Regions from separate parts of the Homo sapiens genome. Here region 1 is linked to region 2. Evidence: chromatin loops called from intact Hi-C (ENCODE). Cell type or tissue: tibial artery. All regions are shown on one strand. Each heading gives the region's core, and the rest is flanking DNA. Links, peaks and the distances in the headings are about the cores only. Region 1 has its middle 220 kb from the start of CYP26B1. Region 2 holds the start of CYP26B1 (cytochrome P450 family 26 subfamily B member 1).

The links. A loop is a pair of places that touch in the nucleus more often than their neighbours do. Peaks named below come from ENCODE experiments on the same cell type or tissue, not always from the same donor. Only the 100,000 strongest peaks of a DNase experiment are listed, where the experiment ranks them.
Region 1: a loop joins it to region 2, with 9 times the contacts of the local background. A loop is called at or near these places in 89 of 110 quality-filtered maps.

The regions. Positions count from the first base shown.
Region 1 is chr2:71,919,953-71,930,812 of GRCh38, reverse strand. No RefSeq gene overlaps it. Among named protein-coding and RNA genes, the nearest start is that of CYP26B1, 220 kb to the left of the region's middle. RefSeq lists an enhancer at 443-943. In tibial artery, for the core only: a CTCF peak has its summit at 6,680 (motif pointing left); DNase peaks (open chromatin) are centred at 3,202, 5,282 and 6,702.
Region 2 is chr2:72,145,589-72,156,225 of GRCh38, reverse strand. It overlaps CYP26B1 (cytochrome P450 family 26 subfamily B member 1), which reads left to right and starts at 8,364. Exons shown (of 6, transcript NM_019885.4): 1 at 8,364-8,595. The coding sequence starts at 8,392. RefSeq lists a silencer at 4,874-5,049 and enhancers at 8,475-8,976, 9,166-9,688. In tibial artery, for the core only: a CTCF peak has its summit at 5,691 (motif pointing right); DNase peaks (open chromatin) are centred at 5,685, 6,225, 8,365, 9,425 and 2 weaker places; H3K4me3 peaks cover 4,887 bases; H3K27ac peaks cover 1,178 bases; H3K27me3 peaks cover 5,664 bases.

The sequences.
Region 1 (10,860 bases), core at 1,854-9,853, 220 kb after region 2:
ACTCCTCAAGCTTGGACAGTGCTGAAAGTCTTGAATATTCTCATTCATTTAAAGTGGTGAGAAACTCAATGTGTCAACGCTCCCAGGGATGCAGGCATGAGGAAGAAGGGTAGCTGGCATTTTATTTAGAGAACCTGAAGAGGACCATGTGTAACTCGAAGGAGTGACTAATGTAGGGAAATTGGGGCACCACAAGAATGAACTGATGAGAGATTTCTGTGCACTAGGCCTGCCTGACTCCACCGAGTCTCCCATGCTGAAAGGGGAGGGGCACTGCCTCAGCAACACTGGCCCTGCGGGAGTAAGCCCATGTGGGGAGGAGGCTCATCCTCCCGAGGTTCATCACCCGAACCCTCATCCCCATCTCCCATCCCACCCATTTCACCAGCCCCAGGCCTGGCAGGGGGGCAGTGGTGGCTCTGCAAGCTGTCACTCACCAGGCCTGCATCGGGCACAGGTGTTTCTAATAAGGGCTCCTCAGGCCGGCTGCATCCAGGAGGATGTTTACAAGAAGGTCTGATGAGAAATTGTCTCCAAATGCTTGTCTTGTAAGCAAGATGTTAAGAAGGGGGGCCAGCGGGCGCGCCTTAGGCTGTAAGCAAACAGGACTCCAGAATTGGGCCTGGCCAGTGCTCTCCCTACCCGGCTCCCTTCTTGGCCAGGAGTGGCAGGCTGGGGCCTGGGCAGGTCTGGGCCCACTGCCAAGGGTGCTAAGTACCATGGGGGTTGGGTTTCAATAAACAAAAGCAATAATGTCGGAAGAACCTCCACAATAAACAAAGACTGGGGCATCCCAATATTGCTATCAAACCCCTGAGGCCTTGTCTCTGACCCTGTGGTCTTCCTTTAGCCCCTCCTCCACAGGGAGAGGGGCAGGAAATCACAGGTTTTATTATCAGCATAATGAATAATCAACACGTTATTAAAGAGCATCTTCCTGGAGAAGCCCAGAGAAGGAAGAGGGGTATCCTGTTTTCAAGCCTTCACACGGAGAACTCTCCAGTATGATTACATCCTCTAAAAGGAAGGTAGGGGGATGCAAAACAGGGGGGCTGCAAGCTTTTTCTGTAAGGGTCAGATAGTCAATATTTTCGGCTTTGAGCCCCGCATAGTTTTTTTGAAACTACTGTTCTCTGCCACTGCAGTGCAAAGGCAGCCTTGGATAATAGGTCACTGAGTGGGCAGGGTGGGTTTTGATTGGCAGGCAGTAGTGTGCTGACCTCTGATGCACAGGATCAAACAAGTCCCAGAGAGGAGAAGTGACCAGCCAAGATCATAAAACCTGTGGGCAACTGAGCAGGACAACTGCCCAGGCTCTGGACCCCTCTGCCCTGCAGGCTGCACAGACAAGCACGACCAGCTCAGTATAGCCTACCAAGGTGGGTCCTAGGGACCTGAACTAGGAACAAGGGAATTGCACCGCGTGGAAGAGGCCAGTGTTTTGGAGAGGAACTTGGTAGTCGAGAGAGGTACAGACAAAAGGAGGAGCATTGTTGGGCTGTCCCAGTGCTGCTAGACAACAGCTTCCGGTGCCTTCCCTGAGTTGCGGAGATGAACACGAAGGAGGGTTTCAGGAGCCAGGAGTGGTGCTGCTGACCACTGAGGCTGCAGATGTCCCCCTTTGAACATGATCCCTGTGGTGGTGGTGGGGGCTTGTGTGGGGTCACGGGGTCCCTGGGGTGAAGCTGTGCTAGAGAAGAAGGGTGCAGTTCAACTTGGGTAGTCTCTGTGAGAATGGAATCAAAGGTTCCTTGAGGTGTGGGTGAGATTGAAGGGCACTGAATAAGGTTGGGCTGGGCATGTTTTGTGGTGGGTTGGTGTGTGTACAGGACTTGAAGGCCCAGTGTAGCTGGGGGTTCAATGTGGCTAGGGGATCGGTGAACCGTGGGCAAGCTTAGGGCTGCCATCAGAGTGCCCTCTCTTTAAGTGGAGGGGCAGTGAGGTTTGGCACGGGGTGTTCTGCTTGTAGCCAGGTTGAGCATTAGTGTGACATTTGGCTTCAGGGTTGACATGTCTTTGTTAGGTAGACTTGGGCTGGAGGTTAGGGCATGGATGGGGTTTGAAGATCAGTGTAAGCTTGAGACACTGAGGGTTGGTCTGAGGTGAAGTTTGGTGAATCAGCTTTGGTAAGGCTTGGTAAGTCTTCGTATGAGGTGAAGTTCTAGAGTTAAGGGTGTGGCCTTGTTTTAAGGTCTTGGGTTGGCTGGGATTGAGGTCATTGTTTGGTTAAGGTTCATGGAGTCAGTGAGTGTTTAGCTTGGGGTGTCTGTGCCAGGGGCTCTAATTAGGGGGGTTAGGATCCATGGGAGGCTGGAGATGGGAGTGACAGGCCATGATTGAGATTGGGGTCGGCCTGTGGTTGGGCAGCTGGCAAACAGCTGGGGCTTGGTGGATCAGTGTCTTCTAGAATTGAGAGGGTTTGCGTGTGTGTTGTCTGGGACAGGGAGCCGGTGTGTATTAGGGGTTGGGGCATCGCCATGTGTGACTGAGTTCAGAGAGAAACACGTGGCTAAATGTTCCAATGTGGTTGTGTCTTGGGCCAGTGTGTGGTTAGGGATGAAACTGAGGCATCAGTGTGTAGTTGGAATTGGGGGATCAGCATGATTTGGGGTCACTTGTGATTGAGGATTCGAGGTGCAGCTGTGCTTGCAGTGTGAGGGTGTTTGCTTATTGTGTTCATAGGTTTGAGGGTCAGGGTACAGCCAGATTTGGGGTAGGCAGTGTGTGTTTGGGGATTAGGTAGTGAGTGTTTGAGGTTCAGTTGGAGGGGTTAGGGTATGGATGAAGTTGGGGAAAGGGTGCATGAGGAGTCTCTCAAGGATGACTCCTAGAGGAAGGAAGTCTCATAAACAGACACTTGGAGGCTGAGTCAGAATGAGCCAACAACCTGGGCCAGGGTTCCACATGCAGAGGGGTTGGAGGTCACTGTCGCTGTGACACAAGGGTGAGAATGGGCTGTAGGAATTGGTGGAAAGGGAGTTTATGGAGTCAGTACTTGGTTTCGAGTGGGAAGTCCTGGGAACGGACCTTCTTAAATGGGGCTTCTTAGGGAATGCAGAAACCAGGGGACCCAATGATCGAACTTACTTGAATATTTGGGCAAAAACAGTGCAGCAAATGCTACTGCCCACACACCCTTGGTCCTCACCATCCTTAATATGCTGACAGCTTTGTGCCGCAGCACCTGTGACTCTGTCTGAGGGTGTTGGCTGGGGGAGCAGGCTCAGTCCGCACTGAGCAAGCCGGAACGGCCTGATGCCAATGCCCAGCGATAGGCCAACACGAAGACAGGCAGGAATTGGTAGATAAATACCCCGGCTGCAGGGCCTTAGCCTGCCTGAGTGCCTTGCCTGCAATCGTCTCTTGCTCATTTATCTACCTGGGGTGGGCTTCCTTCCTTCCCCAGCTCACAGCGCCACTGCCTTGTGTTGTTTCCTGGGATCACAGCCCCAAGTACAAGGACTTGCTCTCACACCCTTGTCTCAGGCTTCCTCCCGGGAACCTAACCTCAGAAAGACACTTCAGTGGTAAAGCTAACAAAGACAGACTGTGGAGCATGAATTCCACATGACTCCTGGAGATAAAGCAAAAGCCCTGACAGAGAGCACGAGCCTCTGAAGTGGGGGCTCCCTGCCTTAGCTCACTAGTAGGGGCTTCCATTTGGGAACCCCAGCTGAGCTAGAGGGCAGGGGAGGTGCGGGGTACCTCCTGGAGGTCAGCCTCCTGGGTACAGACAGGGTGGAGGAGGGTGGGGCATAAGTCTAAAGGGGCAAAACAGCAGGTACTGAGCACTGCTGTGCACTCGGGGTTGGGAAATCGGCATGTGGCCAGGGGTGTAGTAAGTGGGTCGCTGGCATTCAGGTTCCTCAGCTTGTTTCTTCTATTGTAGTATCAGCATGGAATTGAGCTGGCTTAGCTTTGAGGTTGTTCTTGTCCTAATGACTTTGTGGGGATCAATGTGCCGTTGCTATGGGCGGCCAGAGTAGCCCAGTTGTGGTCACTGCATGGTGGGTGACCCTATTAAATCATGCTTGGGGTTGGGGATTATCCCATGGAACTGATGTTAGGCGTCGACAGTGGTCATGGATTTCCCTGGTGGGAGGGCATGTAATTGGTTTGGGAGTACAGTGAGTCACTGGTTAGGGGTCAATATTTGAAACAGTTAGAATGGGGATCGAGATTTATCCAAGGGAGCTGACAATCTGTATAGTACCTTTGCATGGATTTTTTAAAAGGCCCCTCTCTGGACAGAAGCAGCCCTGTCCCTGTGGGATAGGCATGGTACATCAGGTGCAGGTTAGATTTCAGCCTCCACTTGTCCTCTCATCTGGGTGCCTTTGGGCAGTGACCAACCTGCACTACTGTACACGTCAGCCCTGGGAGCGGTTGGGGTCTCTAGCAGGGTGTCCTCACTAACCCAGCCTCAGCGGTGCCCACGTCCTCCAGCCCTCTCCACAGTTGTTGCCTCCAGCTGTCCTGTTCTTTCACAAGGAGCCTGGGTGGGTTTCTGCAGCATGAGCCTCTGCACTCTGTAAGGCTTGGGAGCTGGCTTCCTGGAGTGAGGGTCAGGGTCAGGGTTCGAGTCCTGGCCACGTCGTATATGTGTCAGAATGAGCAATGCCTTTTTAGGTCACATATACTTTGGACTTCAACACTGCTTTATGTAGGCCGTAAAATTAATAGGTGGGAACTAGATTTATGGGCCCCGCTGGGCTGTTCTTTGCTTGTTAGGTTAAACACACTGATTTCCTGGTACAAAAGTGCTTGTTAAAATAATCTCCCCCAGCATGTTCAGAGGGGACATATCTGTCTTTTGAGGGGGTTGGGAGAAGATCGCGGCGCCCCATCCCCACCACCCCTGCTGGCCCACCTGTCATGGCCTCCCCCAGCCCCAGCTGGGTGTATGATGGAATGAATGATCATGTTTCTGGGTGTGAGTGGGGGGCCTAGGGAAGGAACGCACCTCTGTGCAGATAGCACCAGAGCCAGATGCACCCTCGTGTCAACCCCCATCCACCCTGAAGAGCCACTGGCCTTAGTTCCTGCCATATCTCGAGAAGGAGGGCTAGAATCAGAGGGAGGTGTGTGTGCGGGAGGCACAGTGTGGCTGGAGGGGAGCCAGAGGATGTCCTAGCTGTCGCTTCTGAAGACTTGGAAGTCAGAAATGGAGGCGGAGAGGAGGCACAGGCCCTGCTGCCTGAATGCCTCAGCTTCTTCCAGCTCTGCACGCCCTCAGGTGACCCTGTGCTTGCAGATACACGGGGCTCCTCCTCATCTCCCACAGTGCCTGAGGCAGGCATCCTCCCTGAATGACTCACCCCTCCCGGGGGGCAGAGACTGTCTTGCCACCTCCTGCCCTGGTGGGGTACCCTTTCTTCCCCTGGGGGTATGTCTGGTGGAGTCACAAGAGGGCTGGATTTTGCAGAGCTTGTCAGGAACTTCTGACAAGAACCAGGTTGCTCACAGACGTTCTGGGCAGAGCAGGGGCCGGAGCATGTTGGGTCCAGTTGAGGGGAAGACAGTGCTCTGAGCAACTGCAGAGACACCCCTACAGTGCAGGAAGAAAAGCCCAGGCTGGACCAACTCAAGAAGCGTGGTTGGCACTTAGTGGGCCCATGAGATGCTGGTTGAATGACCGTGTGCTGATGGAGTGCTTGGTGCCATCTGCTTGCTTGTTTAAATCCAGCTCGTTTTGAAACCCTCTGAAGGTGATGTTTCCCAGTCCTTGAGCCCATGGCAGTGCCTGGTTCCATGGAATTCCAGGGTGCTCACTGAGCTCCTTTCCTCCCTGCTCGTGTTTTTTCAGGCATCATGGCCTGTTAATCTCCATGGCTTGTCAGTGTTTCCCTCCTAGGCTGCACTCCTCACCCTCCTCTGTCAGCCAAACTGCTCAGTCTTGGAAACTCACTTCAAGACTGCTCCTCTAGGCTCCCATTGCCTTTTGTATTTGATATTTGCTGTCATTTTGGTAAAACACATGATCTACTCCATGCCTAATTCTCTACATGTGTTCTCACATTTCATCCTCATGAGGTCAATATTATACCCAATTATAGATGGATGAAAAAACTGAGGCCCTCTGACATCAATGAACATACCCAAGGCCACCCAGCCAGCAAGTGGAGGAGCCAGGCTTTGAGTCCGGGTCTGAGGACTCTGGTCATTGCTCAGCCCCACCACCTGCTGCCCTGCATGTACCTATTGTCAATCATTATGAGGCTTAGAATCATTGATTTGTAAAACCCAAATCAGCTGGCTGGGCCCCAGGAGCAAGGATATTGTCTAGATCTCTTTTGAGTCCCTAGCCCAGTGCAATGCTAAATGCATGGTAGAAATGCAGTATCTGCCTATCAGTTGAGTTATGATGTTACAACTACAGAGACTTAGGCCTGGGTTTAGACTGCCTGGTAAGAATCTTGGTTCCAGTATTTCCTGCCTCTGAGGCCTTGAGCAACGTACTAAACCCTTCTCTTACTAAACCCTTACTAAACCCTTCTCATGTGGAAAATGAGGCTAATAATAGTACCTATCTCAAAGAGTTGTCGTGCAGCTTCAATGAAATGCTCTGTATAATATGTTTACGACAATGCCTGGAATACACGCTAAGAGCTCAGCATCTCTACTTTCTATCACTATCCTAACCGACTTGACGCTCTTCTTGTTCTGAAATACTGCCACCTGCTGGTAGGTTCCAGGTGCAACCACCACATGCCATTAGTGCCCAGAGCAGCTGCGCCTCAACTGGCTCCCACCTGATCCCTCCATTTGGACCATCCTCCTCCCCTCCACCATAAGCCTTGCTGCTCCTCTCCTTCCAGACCCTGCACACAGCACCTCCTTCTGGGAGCTTCCTTGAGTATCAACCCTGCACAACAGTGAGCACAGAGCCATGTCTAGCTTTCTTTCCCCCTCTGTGCTCCCATCCCCTGACTATTTATTTGGTTGCATGACTTTTAGAGCCAGGATGATGTAGATTTGGACTCTGGTGCCAACACTTAGTAGCTGTGTGATATGGGAAAAATTACTGAACCTCTCTGAGCTCCACGGTTGAAGGACCCCCAGTAAACAGTTCTGTTATTATTCATCCATCTACCCTCTTGTTTCAGTCAGCCTCTGGTGTCCCCCTCAGCTTCCCACAGAGCACTGCTTGCCTTCTGGTTCCCAACTGCATACACCCTCTTAGCAAGTTCTGAAGATTTGTCCCTCCAGTAACCACGGGGCAAAGGGAACAACGCAAGGAAGGGGTTGCCCCGAAGTCAAAGCCCATTGTAATGGTCACATGGAAGGACCTAGGTCCTCACTCTTTTAGTTCCATTCTTGGTTCCCATGTGTTTCATCTTAGGCCTTGCTTGGAGGGGACCCAAACTTCCTGTCTCTCCTGACCACACCCCATGCTCTCCCAACACAGCAAGTTGGAGGAGCTTGGCTTACTCCAACTCCTTCTGGAGGGGGATCTCATGGGGACTGATCTGTAAGCATGGGGGCTGGACCACAAAGTTCTCCAAGGTCTTTTCTAGCTCTGGCATGCTTTGTATCTGAGTCAACCATATTTTGGCTTAATGACTTCCAAATGTCTGCCTGGGAGAACTTGCCTTTGCACCAGTAGCTGACACCACCCCACACAGACCCATGAAAATTTGCCAAGCCCCAAAGATGGGAACTAGGTGTCCTGCTCTTGAGGGAAGACTGACTTCTCTTTCAAATCCAATCCAAGAAGGTCCGAGGCTGAGAAATAACTTAGGTTCTGACTCTGGGTGGGAGACAGTCCTGGGCAACAAGGCAACTGCTCATCTCTCCCATCACTTATCTCTAAGATGAGCACAGCATCCTACTGTGATGGAGGCCTCTGCAGGCCCCTGAAATGCACCACCCATGCCTGTGATCTCACCATGAGCCTCCCTCTTTTGGGTTCAGCATTTGCTTTACAAGTTCATTTTAAACATAGCTTTGGCCCAGGAAGGGTGGCATGTTTTGTGCCTGTCCCTCAGGGATGTGTGAGTTTTCCAGACCCTCGCAGGCAGCCTGGGAGTTCTCAAAGAGGCAGAAGGCGGTGAGGGAGGGCTCCAAGGGGGCCGAGGCTGGGGAGCAGACACTCAGACAGCCTTCACTGTGGTGCAGAGCCTGCCCACAGGCCTGGTGGATTAGAAGGGGTATTTGGTGAGTCCACAACCAGCCCGCGGCGGCAGGGAGCTTTGCTCAGACTTTGTAGACCATCCAATGGCCTCTTTCAAAACAGGATTTTGATGAGTTAAGTGTAAATGAATCAGAAACACATGGGTTGGATTTCCCTCCAAATGCAATGGGGTTTGAATACAGCCCAGGGAGAGAAAAGGGGGTCTGGGAAGGAAAGACGTGGCTTAATCAAACAGGTCTTTTCTTATTTCTATTAACTGTTGCCACCACTGCCTCATGACTCCATGTCCTTTATCATCTGGCCACCCCATCCTCAGGAGTGGGAGACCTGGGTCTTTGCTGCCTGTGCCCAGCTGAGGACCCAGGGCCAGCCCTAGTGGCATCAGACTCAGGGGGAGCTAGACTTTCCTAGACTCTCTCCGGCTGCCATCCAGCATGCCTGGCAGAGGCACTGGAAGGCTTTTCTCTGGAGACAGTGCTTCTGCTCATCCTAGACTCCTGAGGTGGGGGGACTGGAGAGAAGAGGGTAGAGCTGGGGGGGTGCAAGTCCTCCTTAGGGTGACATACTTGTTTTACAGGGACTAAGCTCTGGTCTTGGAATGTAATGTCTCTTGAGTATGCAACTTTTGAGACAAGACTGTGTCTTCAGCTATTTAAACCACATATATGATTTCTTCATTATAAACATCATACTCTTTGTCTTTTGTACAAATCTAAAAGCATAGAGAAGCAAAATAAAAGAAAAGCTACCTATAACTCCCACTCAGAGGTAACTTGTTAACATTTTGGTACAATTGCTTCTAGGCCTATGTTGTGTGTGTGTGTGTGTGTGTGTGTGTAAGTACAGATTTAAAGCCATGCAGAATAGAAAACAGTAAAGTGTAATGGTTAGAGTTTTGAGTCTAGTAGACTACGTGAGTTCAAATCTCAGCCCCACCACTTACTTGCTGGCATGTTTCATCAACTTCCTAAACCTCCGGTCCCTCATCTGAAATTGACAAAACAATAACAGCAATAATGATATAGTAGTTGCCAGGATGAAACGGTGTAACACATAGAAAGTATCTAGAGGGCTGCCTATTGTGCAGTGGCCAGTCCATAGTTGTGAGCTATTAGTGTTTCTATTTTTCCTATTCTGACATAAACATCTCCCTGGGTCATTAACATTTTCTATAACATAATTGGATGCCTGCCTTCTTGTCTGCCGAACTTTTATTTTAAATGTCTATTATAAATAACATGGGTAATAAACATCCCTCTGAATGTTAAGATGGGAAAGCTTGAATCTGAGTTTTTCCCACACAAATTTGTTTTTGTGTGAGTTTATTTGCATGGAAGGAATTAACATGGAGAATATTTATGCTTGTGAACTTGGGGAGAACTAGATGATTTCTATTCCTATAGCTTTGCCTTTTCCAGAATGTCAAATGTATTAGCCCATTCTCACATTGCTGTAAAGAACTACCTGAGACTGGGGAATTTATAAATAAAAGAGGTTTAATTGACTCATGGTTCTGCAGTCTGTACAGGAAACGTGGCTGGGGAGGCCTCAGGACACTTATATTAATGGCAGAAGGCAAAGGGGAAGCAAGCACATCCTATGTGGCTGGAGAAGGAGGAAGAGAGAGCAGGGGGAGGTACCACACTTTTTTTTTTTTTTTTTTTTGACGGTGTCTTGCTCTTGCTGCTCAGGCTAGAGTGCTATGGCGCAATCTCTGCTCACTGCAACCTCTGCCTCCCAGGTTCAAGCAATTCTCCTGCCTCAGCCTTCCAAGTAGCTGGAATTAAAGGCACTCACCACCACGCCCAGCTAATTTTTTGTATTTTTAGTAGAGATGGGGTTTCGCCATGTTGGCCAGGTGGGTCTCGAACTCCTGACCTCAGGTGATCCACCCACCTCAGCCTCCCAAAGGGCTGGGATTACAGGCGTGAGCCACCATGCCTGGCCTAGGTATCACACTTTTAAACAACCAGATCTCGTGAGAACTCACACACTAGCACGAGAACAGCAAGGGGGAGGTCTGCCCTCATGATCCAATCACCTCCTACCAGGTCCCTTCTCCAACACTGGGGATTAGAATTTGACATGAGATTTGGGTGGGGACACAAATGCGAACCATATCATCAAATAAGTGGAATCAGATAGCATGTAGCTTTTCATGTGTGGCTTCTCTCGCTTTGTATATAATGCTTTTGAGATTCATTCATGTTGTTGCATGTATCAATACAATCATCCCTTGGCATCCCTAGAAGATTGCTTCAGGATCCCCCATGGGTATCAAAATCCATGGATGCTCAAGTCCCTGATATAAAATGAGGTAGTATTTGCATTTAAGCTATGCACATTCTCCCATATACTCTAAATCATCTCTAAATTACTTATACCAAATACAATGTAAATGCTATGTAATATATTGTATCATTTAGGGAATAATGATAAGAAAAAAGTCTGTAAATGTTCAGTACAGATGCAACCATCTATTTTTCTTTCCAAATATTTTCAGTCCATAGTTGATTGAATCCACAGATGCAGAACCATGATTAAGAAGGGACAACTATATTGCATTCCTTTTTATTGCTGTGTAGTATTCCATTGTATAGATATAATTTGTATATCCATTCACTAGTTGATAAACTTTTGGGTTACTTCCAGTTTGGGACTATTATGAATAAAACTCATGAAAATTTACATACCACTCATTTGGGTGAACATATGTTTTTATTTTT
Region 2 (10,637 bases), core at 2,638-10,637:
GCTGGGTTTGACAGAAAGCATAGAGCTTTGGTGGGGATGCTGATGGACACAATGTACTAGAAAGGCAACAGTTCTTCCAAGAACTTCTTGGGCAGAGTGGTCAGGCCCAGGCAGTGGGGGACCAGGTGAAATCTTCACAGGCATGTGCCAGAATAACCTTGGCTGTCAGAACAGTGGAGATGGGGAGTGGGAGTCTCGCCGGAAATTGTTCTCTTATGCTCCAGCCGCCACACCAGTGTCTGGAGAAGAAACTAGCTAAAGCTCCAGCAGCAGGGCCCCTGTGAGCTTGGAGCTGGGCTGTAGGCATGAGAAGAAAGGTAGATATTCAGGCAGGCCACCACCCAGCCTCTCTGCTCTGCCTCTCCATCTCCTGAGAGGCGGTGGGCAGGAGTCTCAGCCTCAGGCGAGAGGAAGTGATTTGGTAGCATTTTGGACTTGGGAATGGAGAGCTCTGCCAACTAGATTCTCAGGTTGACTCTGCTCTCTGAGGTCTCTGGGCGAGGCTCCTGGTTAGTTGGCTGGTCTGCCTGTGGTGGGCTTATGAACAAAAGCCAGCTGGGAACAGCAGGCAGGGTGGACTTGCTTCAGGTATCGTCTCCAAGCTCTAGATAAGGGGATATTTTTCCTCTTAGCCTTCTGCACCTGAGGCTGGTCACTTAGGTTGTTGGCTTCCCTTCTGCTCCCAAAGAATGCGAACCTCTGAGATAAACAGTCCAGGGCCCCTGTGTGCTCTGCTTCCAGGCCAAACCTGCCCCCAGAGTCCATTCTTCTCCATCTAGCAACCCTCGGAGTTCAAGTGCAGGACAGAACTTTGAATGGCAGGGAGAAGCCCACCCCATTCCTGTCCCAACTGTACCCCTAAGGAGAAGCTGGCTGGACAGACTGAAGTGAGCAGTATGGAGGGCACTGGATCTTGGTAAGTGACCTCTCAGAGGAGGCTTCCCTGGCATGGGAGGCTGGAAAGAGAACCTGGGGGCCCTGCGGGAGGAGGCTGTGCCCCAGCTTGTCTGATTCAGCCTGTGCCAAAATGAACAGTGTTCCTTTTAAAAATCAACAATCTTGCAATTTCTGGGATCTGTGAGATGTTTGTAGCTTGGGTGGAGGGTGGGGGGAAGCAGTTTTTAACACCAAGCAACATGAAGACAAATTCACTGAAAGCCACCCAACCACACCCCCCTCTTTTCATATCCGTGTTTTACCTTCGACAAAAGCTCTGGGTTCTCTGTCATGCCTCTTTTTTCTTCCTGGATCCCAATTGTCAAGCCTTCAAGAAAATGCACTTCAGTCCTTTGTCACTGAGTGTAATTTGATAAACTGAGCAGAAACACACTGCTCTCCCCATCCTTTCAAAAACTGTTACTGCCAGAGAAAGAGGATGAGGGAATGAGATCTGAGGTCTTTGAATGGACGTTTAAGCACGAGCACATGCCCACTCACACACACACACACACTCACACACACACACACACACACAGTCTCGTACACATACCAGGACATACAGTTGCCTTGGTGGGAGGAGGTTGAATCCCAGATTCTTGTGTGTGGGGCCCTGGCCCTGGGGTCCTGGGACGAATGCCCTCCCAGCTCCTAGAGACTCCCCTAGTTGCAGGCCCTCGTTGCAACCGCCCAGTAGGCGGTGCCAGGGCAGGTTTCAGGCTATAAAGGGCTCTTGGCTCCCCGGGCCTGAGGGAACGCCATCACTGCAGCAGTGTCGCTGCCAGCCACAGCCAGCTTGGGGCACTGCCGGTGTCCCATTGCCACCGAGCAGGCTACTCTTTTCCAGGCCGTGCTGATTTGGACACAGCTGTCAGCTGCGTTCTTCGCACCTACCCGTCCTCTCCATTGGCAAGTCCTTTTTTGGATTGCTTTCACTGGGGTTGGGTGTGGGGTGGGAGGAAAAGGACTGAGTTTGGGGCTTTGACAGGGGATGATGGGGGTATTTCCACTTCTTTTTGAAAATTCCTTTTGAGGCAAGTCTCTGAAGCTGAGATTTCTGAGATGAGGTATGACGTGAGGCTTGTTTCATATTCAGGCAAAGGGGAAAGAAGCAAAGTTCTTTCCCAAAGGCCACCGCCTTCGTAGAAGGCTGCAGAGGAGTGGGTGAGGGGCTCCCTCCTCACTGTTCCTCTCTGAGGGGCTGGGAGTGAGGGGCCAGGCTGTGCCTGCATCTGGCTCTGCCAGGTAGAGATGCCTGGATAGTGGTTGTTATCTAAAACAAAACGAAATCAAAATCCGAAGATACCTGGGGGTGGGGTGGGAGCAAGTGGCACTAAGGAACAAAGAAGGAGAAGAAGCCAGCCTTTAGGAAATAAACACACAGAGCCCAGAACCCAGCTCTGTTTCAGCAACACTGAAACAGCAGGATGGCCTCTCCAAGGCGCGGGTGGGCTGGGTGGGTTTCTGGCAGGCGGTGGTTTTCGGGGGTCAGTGAATTCTCTACACAGCCTCAGAGCCCCTGAAGCTGCAAGGGGTGGGGGGAGGAGAAGAGTTTAGCCCCTAAAGGCAGAATTCCTGGTACCGCGGTGATTTCCAAGCTGAGCTGGGTTGAGTGCCACCATACACCCCTATCCCCACCCAGCCTGGACAGCAGGGATCCCAGCCCCTGTCAGAACAGCCAGGGCACAGGCAGGGAGCGCCCTCTAAGCTGCCCTTGAGGACTGGGCACTGGATGGGGGCTGCCGATCTTGTGGCGCCGGCTCTGGAGGGAGGGCACGAAGTGGGGGAAGGGTAGGCACCTGGGCCTCGGGATGAATATCTGGGGCCACAAGCTGGGTTCCAGGGGAAAGCGGCATCCCTGACCCACCGGAGTCACAGTTTCTGCTCTGGCTCTGGAGAAGGGTCTGGGCAGGACCTGCCGCCCCAGGTCCCTCTCCTCCATAGCTCCTCAGAAATGTCGTTTCCCCATGGGACTTGGTATCTTGCAGGCAAAGGGCCCCGCCACTGTCAGGCAGTGTACCAAGAAGACTTAGAACAGAAGGGAGCCAGCCCGAGGCCCTGGGAAGAATGAGAAGGAGCCGAGAGCTGAGTTTTCCAAGGACTCCTTCATGCCAGCAAGGCAGGACAGGACTAAGAGCAAAGAGCTCCCTGAGGCGAAATCCTGGGCTTTGTCCCTCAGGCTAGACAGCCCAAGGTGCAGGCCAGAGGCTGGGAGGGCTTTCGCAAACTCTTCTGGTCCCTGAACACACGGCTCTGCCTCCTGCTCACTGCCTCCTGGTCTCTTTGCTCTCTGGACTCCCTGGCCAGTAGGGCCAAGTGGTCGTCTTGATCCTGGACATTTTCCCCCTTTCTGTTTGGCTCCGGGTGGAAGGATTAGAAATAATTTTAGGGGAAAAAAAGCAAATTAGCATCAATTGAAAAAATTCAAGGCCAAAACTATACAAAATTGAGTGTAAAATTGACAGCTCCTTCTGTTGTCGGCTTTAGTTGTCAGAAGCATGGACATTAAACAAAGAGAAAGCTGCCGAATGGACAGGATCTCATGGCTCCTGGAGATGTGTGCTTGTGTGGTGGGAGGGGAAACAGGACAATACAGTGTGTGTGTGTGTGTGTGTGTGTGTGTGTGTGTGTGTGTGTGTGTGTATGTGTGGCGGGAGTGGGCATTGAGGGACTCTGGCCCTCTGTTTTCTCATCAATGCAAAATGTAACAAGTAAATCTAATATCTAAAAATAGTATTATCTCACTATTTTATCTCACTGAAATATAATAGCTGTGGAAGAGAATTACTGGCTACACAGGACTGCACGCATGTAAGGGACTTGTAAGGGGTAATGCCTTCATTCTCCTGGGTGTAGCAAGTCCAGGGCAGACAGTACCGCTGTGTAGCTTTGTGTCTTTGTGAGCAGCAGGACTTTAGGCAGACCTGCCCCTGTATGCAGTGTTTTCTGAGCTAGGGAAGTGGGTGCAGAGGCTGTGCTTGCCCATTGCCTGCATATTCCGAGTGCCTGAGGCCTACCTTCTGTATTTCCCAGGCCCTTTCTGCCAAAGACTGCAAATGTCACCAGGCAGAGCTCCACTTGAACCAGCATCTCCTTACTCATGTCCCAGGCTGCTCTGACTGATTTCAAAGTGCCAGAAAGGCTACAGGGTCGTGTGACGCAGGCCCTGAACTGCAGCACTGCAGGCAATAGCTGAAGCCTGGGGGTATGCTCTGGGCCTATGGGAAAGAGTTGTCTCTGTGTGTGTGTGTGTGTGTGTGTGTGTGTGTGTGTGTGTGTGTGTGGTGGGGCGTGGCAGTCTGGGAGTTCCTACAACCAGCCCGGAGGGAGAGGGATGACCACTAGGCAACAGGCTTATCATCCCAAGGCTAGAATGAGGCAAATATTCCCTCCTAGAACACACTTGTGCTCCCAAGTGCCTCAGGGGTTGAGCTGTGCCGCAGCTTTGGGGCAGTCTACAAGGGGCCAGTCATACTTTTGTAGCCAAAGTGATACTTGGTAGTACTGGGATTCAGTCTGGACTTTGAGACAGGGTCAATCTTTGACCAGGATTAAGGATCATTCTGGGATTAGACTCAGAGGTCTGTTTTAGGTCAGGGTTACAGGCTAGACTGAGGTTTGGAGCAGGGCTCTGTCTGGGATCAGAGTCAGAAGTCTATCTGAGGTTAATGAAAGAAAGTCCTCTGATGGAATCTGACTGGCAAAGACAGTTGCCGAGCTTTCTCTGTCCTAGCCACCCTCTTCACAAGCCTGTCCATGGCCTCAGCACCCCCACTCTCCACAGCACCTCCAGGAAGTCTTAGAGTGGAGTACCATGCTCTCCTTTTCATCTTTCCGAAGTACTTTTTGAGATTTGAGCAGAGAGGCGGTTCTAATTAGGAAATCCAGCAACTATTGCTGTGGGGCTGTGACATCCCTGCAGACTTTCCCCAGGATCCCACTTGGCACAGGGTGTAAGGACTCAGAATTTCTCCTCCACAACCCTCCCAACTCCTCCTCTATACCTGAACAGGAAAAGAGGCTGAGCAGTGGAGGACAAAAGGGCACAAAGCCACCCCCACCCAGGAGTGAGGGGATGGGAGGAAGGCAATTGGCGTGTTGGGGGACTTCTGGGGCTGTGATCCCCACACGGCAGACACCTCCTGTGGTCTCTTGGGTTGGTGGCTGGAAGGTGGGTGTTTTGTGACTGTGACAATGATCCTTTGTGTGTGTGTGTGTGCTCAGTATCAGCCTGTACATCTATCTGCATCTCTATAAAGCTGTGTGCATGTCTGTCCTTTAGGAGATGGAGATTTCCACAGGTGAGTTTTCCTGGGTTACCTTGCCCATTTCACCACCTTGTGGCCAGTGCTGTGTCTGGGGGTCAGGCTAGATTCTTAGAGCTCTTCAAGCCAGCAAGACCTTAACAATCTCCCCCAACCCCATTTTATGTTAGCCTCATCCTCAGATAGGGTGTGGGGTGGCTCTGGCACTTTGACGTGCCCTGTTCAGATGTGACTGTTTTGTGAAACCACCCTGCTTCGAGGGTGCTTCCTAGCCCCCTGTTTCAGGACCACAGTGATCCTGACAGGGCCTTCGTAAGTGTCCGGCCCCAAGCATCCTGGGGTGGACGTCTGAGGTCACTGACACAGGAGCGGGGTGCTTTGGGAGCCTACAACCCGGCCCTTTGGAGCTGATCTCCCACTATGAAGGGCGAGTGCGGAAAGGGAGCAGAGGGAATTGTTTCCCCGAATCTGTAGTACTATAACTGCCCACCAGGTGGGGTTCCAGGGCAGAGAGTGAAGCCGAGGTGACCCAGCGCTAGGAGCTAGACCAGCGTTTAGATCTCCTGCCACACCAGCCTCGGAAGCGCTCACACAGGGAGGGACAACACATCTGTGCGCACCTTAGACGCTCACACACATTCTCGTCTCGTGAACTCTAAAGCAGAACTCGTACTGGGTGCAGGCAAGGTGTTAAAAGCGGAGTCTAGTATCGTTGACACACACACTACTCTAAACTAAAGATGGGATATCGACTCTGGCTCCGGGAGTGTGAGAGTGAACGCCAGAGCCAAGGGGGGCTGAGGGAAGCAGGATGCACGGGAGAGAGAGGGGCAGACATTAGCTAGACCAATGTCGGGGTTGCTGTACGCAGCTCCATGTTAACACAGGCTCGCAGGAGGAGAGGCCAGATGACAGATGCACGGATGCGCAGACACACTCATGGCTCTACAAAGAATACACAAACCCACAGACATACCACGTCGCTCCTCAGACGTCGGGCCGACGCAAGGCCACGCGCGCGAACACACAGGTGCGGCCCCGGGCCACACGCACACCGTACACAGGCACGCGCGCCGGGCCCTCTGCTGCCAGCGCTGAGAAGGTGGCCGTGCTCACCCAGCATGTTTATTTACTCATTTGTATCAATGAACGTTTGTGCCCGTCTTCTCCCGCCTCTGGGTACCGGGGCCGCCGCGTTTGTCCCCGCGCAGGACACTTGCCGGACCAGTATCGGGGTTCCCCGACGCTGCGGGCGGTGGAGGGGGACTACAAAAGCAGGGGAGGGGGGTCCCAATGTGCAGGAAAGGAGGGGCTGCAGAGTCAGCAGCCTGGGACGCTGACGGGGACAGGAGAACCTCCAGGTTCCGTAGGGTAAGAGACATATGGCGGGGGCGGACCTTAGCATCGGAGGTGTGAGGATATAGGGATCGGGAATGGGGGATCTGGCTTAGGGGGATTGGGACTGGTAACTCAGGGGTCCCTGGAGATAAGAGCCAGCGGGATCCCGGGGGTTGGAAGCTCGGGACCCTAAGGCACAGTTTCGAGGGCTTTGGGCGCCTGCCAGTCGAGGGGGCAGTCCGGCCAGGACCTCCGCTGCCGGGGCTTCGGCCCAGGAGGGACTGCTCGGAGCTGGAGGAGGGGACCGCTGACCTGGGAAGGAGGAAAAGAGGAAGGGAAGGAGCCTAGAAGCCAAGCAGGCACTAAGCGAGTGCGCACCGTGTGTGCGGAGGTGTGTGTGTTGTGTGTGTGCGCGTGTGTGTTGTGTGTGTGTGCGCGTAGGTGCGCGCGCGTGTGTCTCATCTCGTCCGTCTGTAGGCGCTGGGCTCAGCGAGACGCCGGCGAGAAAGAAGAGGAGGCGAGAGGTGAACTGAGTTTGATCCTGCGGCGGCTACAAGTGGGTCCCGGGCGGGCTGCGGGCGGCGGGCGGCGGGCGGCCGGGGCGGGGCGGGAGGCCGGGCTGCGCTCTCCAGCTCCGGCCGCGGGCCCGGCCTCTCACCACGCCTCCGGCTTTGTGAGCGCGCGGGTTGGGGCGGGGGGGTGCTGGCGGGGCGCCCACGGCGCAGCCTCCCGCCTCTATATAAACACACGCATCGCCTCGCTTTGGACTCAAATTCACATTGAGAGAAGCTTTTAAAACCACCAGCCCTGAAATCCTGCCTCCTGCTTTTCCCCCTCTTTCATTCCTTTTGCCTTCCTTTCTTTTTTCCCCATTTCTTCCCCCAGCAGCAACTCCAGAGCCGAGAGACCGCGTCCCGGGACGGACTGCCTTTTCTTAATTGATACAATAGCCCAGCTCGGGTTTTCCACCTCCTCCCCCAACCCCACCCCGCCTCACCCCTCCCGCCCGCTGCCGCCGCCGCCGCCGCCGCCGCCGCCGCCGCCGCCCCATCGCCCGCCCGGGGCTCTGTCGCCGGCTGCGTCCCGTCCCGGCCGCGGCCCGCCGGCTCCGCACCCGCGCTCGGGCCGCAGCGCCCGCCTCGCCGCCTCGCCCGCCGCTCCTGCCTCGGGGGTGCTGCGGCGGCTCTGGGGCTCGAGCGCGCCGCCCCGGGCAGCCCAGGGACTTTTAGGCTCCGGCCTCTCCACTCGCCTCAGCCAGGGAGCTTTCTCCCTCGCCCCCAAAGTTTCTGGGTTCGTTGGAATTTTTGGATTCAGGAATTTTTTCTTTTTTTCTTTTTTTCACCTAGGAATTTTGGGGCCATACTGCAATACTTTTGACAAATCGACCGCACTTTCTCTCTGCTAGCTCTCTGCCCCCTTCTTTTTTTCCGAGCAGGGGAAGGGGCTTACGAGAGAGAGGCTCCCTCTGGACAAAGTTTTCCAAAGTTTTCCGAGTGTGATGGTAGCGGGGAGAGCAAACCCACCAGCTTGACTCACGGCTTCATCTCACCACCCCTTGAGCAGCCCCTAAGCCCGCTATAAAGGAACAAACAAACAAACAAACAAACAAAGTTGCACCCCAGTCGCCTCGTGTTTCCTCTCTTCTTTTAGGCAATTTTTTTCCTCCCTCTCTCCGCTCCCCTCGCAGCCTCCACTCCCTTTCCCTTGGCCCCTTCCTCCTTCTCTGTTTCGGCTGGAGGTGCCAGGACCCCCGGCCGCAGCCTCCCCTCCCCCGCCGCTCCGGTCCCCTCCCGTCGGGCCCTCCCCTCCCCCGCCGCGGCCGGCACAGCCAATCCCCCGAGCGGCCGCCAACATGCTCTTTGAGGGCTTGGATCTGGTGTCGGCGCTGGCCACCCTCGCCGCGTGCCTGGTGTCCGTGACGCTGCTGCTGGCCGTGTCGCAGCAGCTGTGGCAGCTGCGCTGGGCCGCCACTCGCGACAAGAGCTGCAAGCTGCCCATCCCCAAGGGATCCATGGGCTTCCCGCTCATCGGAGAGACCGGCCACTGGCTGCTGCAGGTAAGGGCGCGCTCGCTCCGCTGCACTCCGGGGTCCGCTAGCTGCGAGCGCGGGGCAGACGGAGCGGCGGGCCGGCCAGGGGGCGCCGGGAGCCTGAAGGCACTGGTCCCCGCCCCGCCCCTTCCCTCCTCTCTGCCGCAGCAGCCCGGGCTTCCCCAGCCCGCCGGCAGCGCGGTTCCGGGACCACTGGCGCCCGCGGCGCAGGTTCAGGGGGCTGGTAAGAGGGGTTCCCGGACCTGAGGGGGCTCCCAAGATGGACTTGCCTGGGTCGCGGCTGGCCTGGCAGGGGGCGTGGAGCGCCCCGGGGGCGCCTAGCGAGGCGCGGTCCCGGGGGAGGGTCCGGTCCTGAGCCGCTTTCGCCTCCCCTCGGTGCTGCAAGCCCCCAGTCGCCCTCGGCTTTCTGGGGTTGGCTGTGTCGCTGGGAGCCGAAAATTGAGTCGGGAGAGGAGGGGGCTGGTGGCAGCTTGAATTGCCGATTTAAAACTGTGTTCCTGCGGCGCCGTCGGCAGCGCCAGGTACAGTGTCCCTGGTCCGCGGTCCGCGCGAGTGTGTCTGTTTTGTGGTGGAAGAGGAAGAAGGTAACCCAAGGAAAAATGAGAATCCAGGGCTCTAGGCTTTCGGGGAAAAGGGTCTATTTACTTATTGGGTGGGGACAGTTTGGCAGGAGAGGGAAACTTGGGAGAGGTGAGTGTGGGATCCATAGAGAGAGAGTGCGTGTGTGCTTGTTAGATGCCGCACAACCCCACTCTGCTGGTGATAACGGGGGTGAGGCGCGTCAGGGACCAGACCCAGGTAGGTAATGGGGAGATTAACCTGGAGTTCACCTCATCAAGTGCCAGACAATCGCTTTTGCAATGTGATACACACCGGTTTTCTTCTTGGGGTGGGGGAGCGGAGCGCCTCTGCAGTAACTGCGGGAGGTGTATTTGTGTGTACGCGCGTTTGTTCTGTTAGGGGAAGCAGGGATGTCCTGAAACTGACAATCCCCGCACTAGAGAGGTGAAGCGAAAGGTGAGCGCTGCGACCTGTGGGTTTACAGGTGCGAAAGCTTGGCTTGAAATTAACAGACGCGTGCAATCCGCGCGCTCGCGCACACACGCACTCACCCTGCCCCGGGACGAGTGACAGCGGAGCGGGGGCGGGGAGGGGGTTCGAAGTTCCTCTGCCCTGTGGTCTTTCCACGTCCCGGATTAGGCCCATCTCTTTTTGGGGTTGTTCGTGCAATGAGGTGGGGGTCCTTTCAACCAATGGATGTATCACCCCCCCACCCCCCGCAAAGAAATCCCCAGAGCCTTTCCCTCGCCACCACACTTAAAGTGTCAACTGCAGCGGTGCTCTAGGCTTTGGGCCGCGAATTTAGGAAATAAAATAACTTGGGCAACGGCTCCCGCCTTTTAGAGCCAGTCTGCTGAATCCACGGTCTGTCACCACCCACCCCCACTTCGTTTCCTGACCTCTCTGCCCCCCCTCAGGTCCCCATGACCTTTTCTCCGAATCCCACAAGAGCCCCTGGGGGTCAGCGTCCAACCTGCACAGAAGTTAGGGAGGAGGAAACCTAAGCCTCCCCATCCCTCCAACCCGGGGCCCTAGATCTGGAGGTGAGGAGGGAAATAGGGGGTACGTGTACAGGAGCGCCTAAGGGGTTAATGAGAGCCCTCTGAATCCCAGCGTTATTTTTTCGGAGTCATTTATCAGATTTTACGGGGGGACCTCCAAGGGCTCTCCGTTTCCACCGAGCGCCATCTAAACAGAGCCCAGGGCTAAAAATACAACATTTTTGTATAAATTGGACTCGCGGCCCGAGCGGCCGCCCCTATGAAAGTACTCTTTGTGAAGACCGTGGAAACGGCGGACAAATAACTCTTTATTAATGCCACAAAAAACGCACTTTAATTATAGTTAGGCAGATCAGAGGCGGGGGGTGGGGGCGAGGCGGCGGCGACCTCGGAAAATTCACAACCCAACTTTTGTGTTGAAAGAAAAGAAAAACAGAGGAAAAGAAGGAGAGGAAAGACGGAGAGTGAGACGGAGCGAGGGAGACG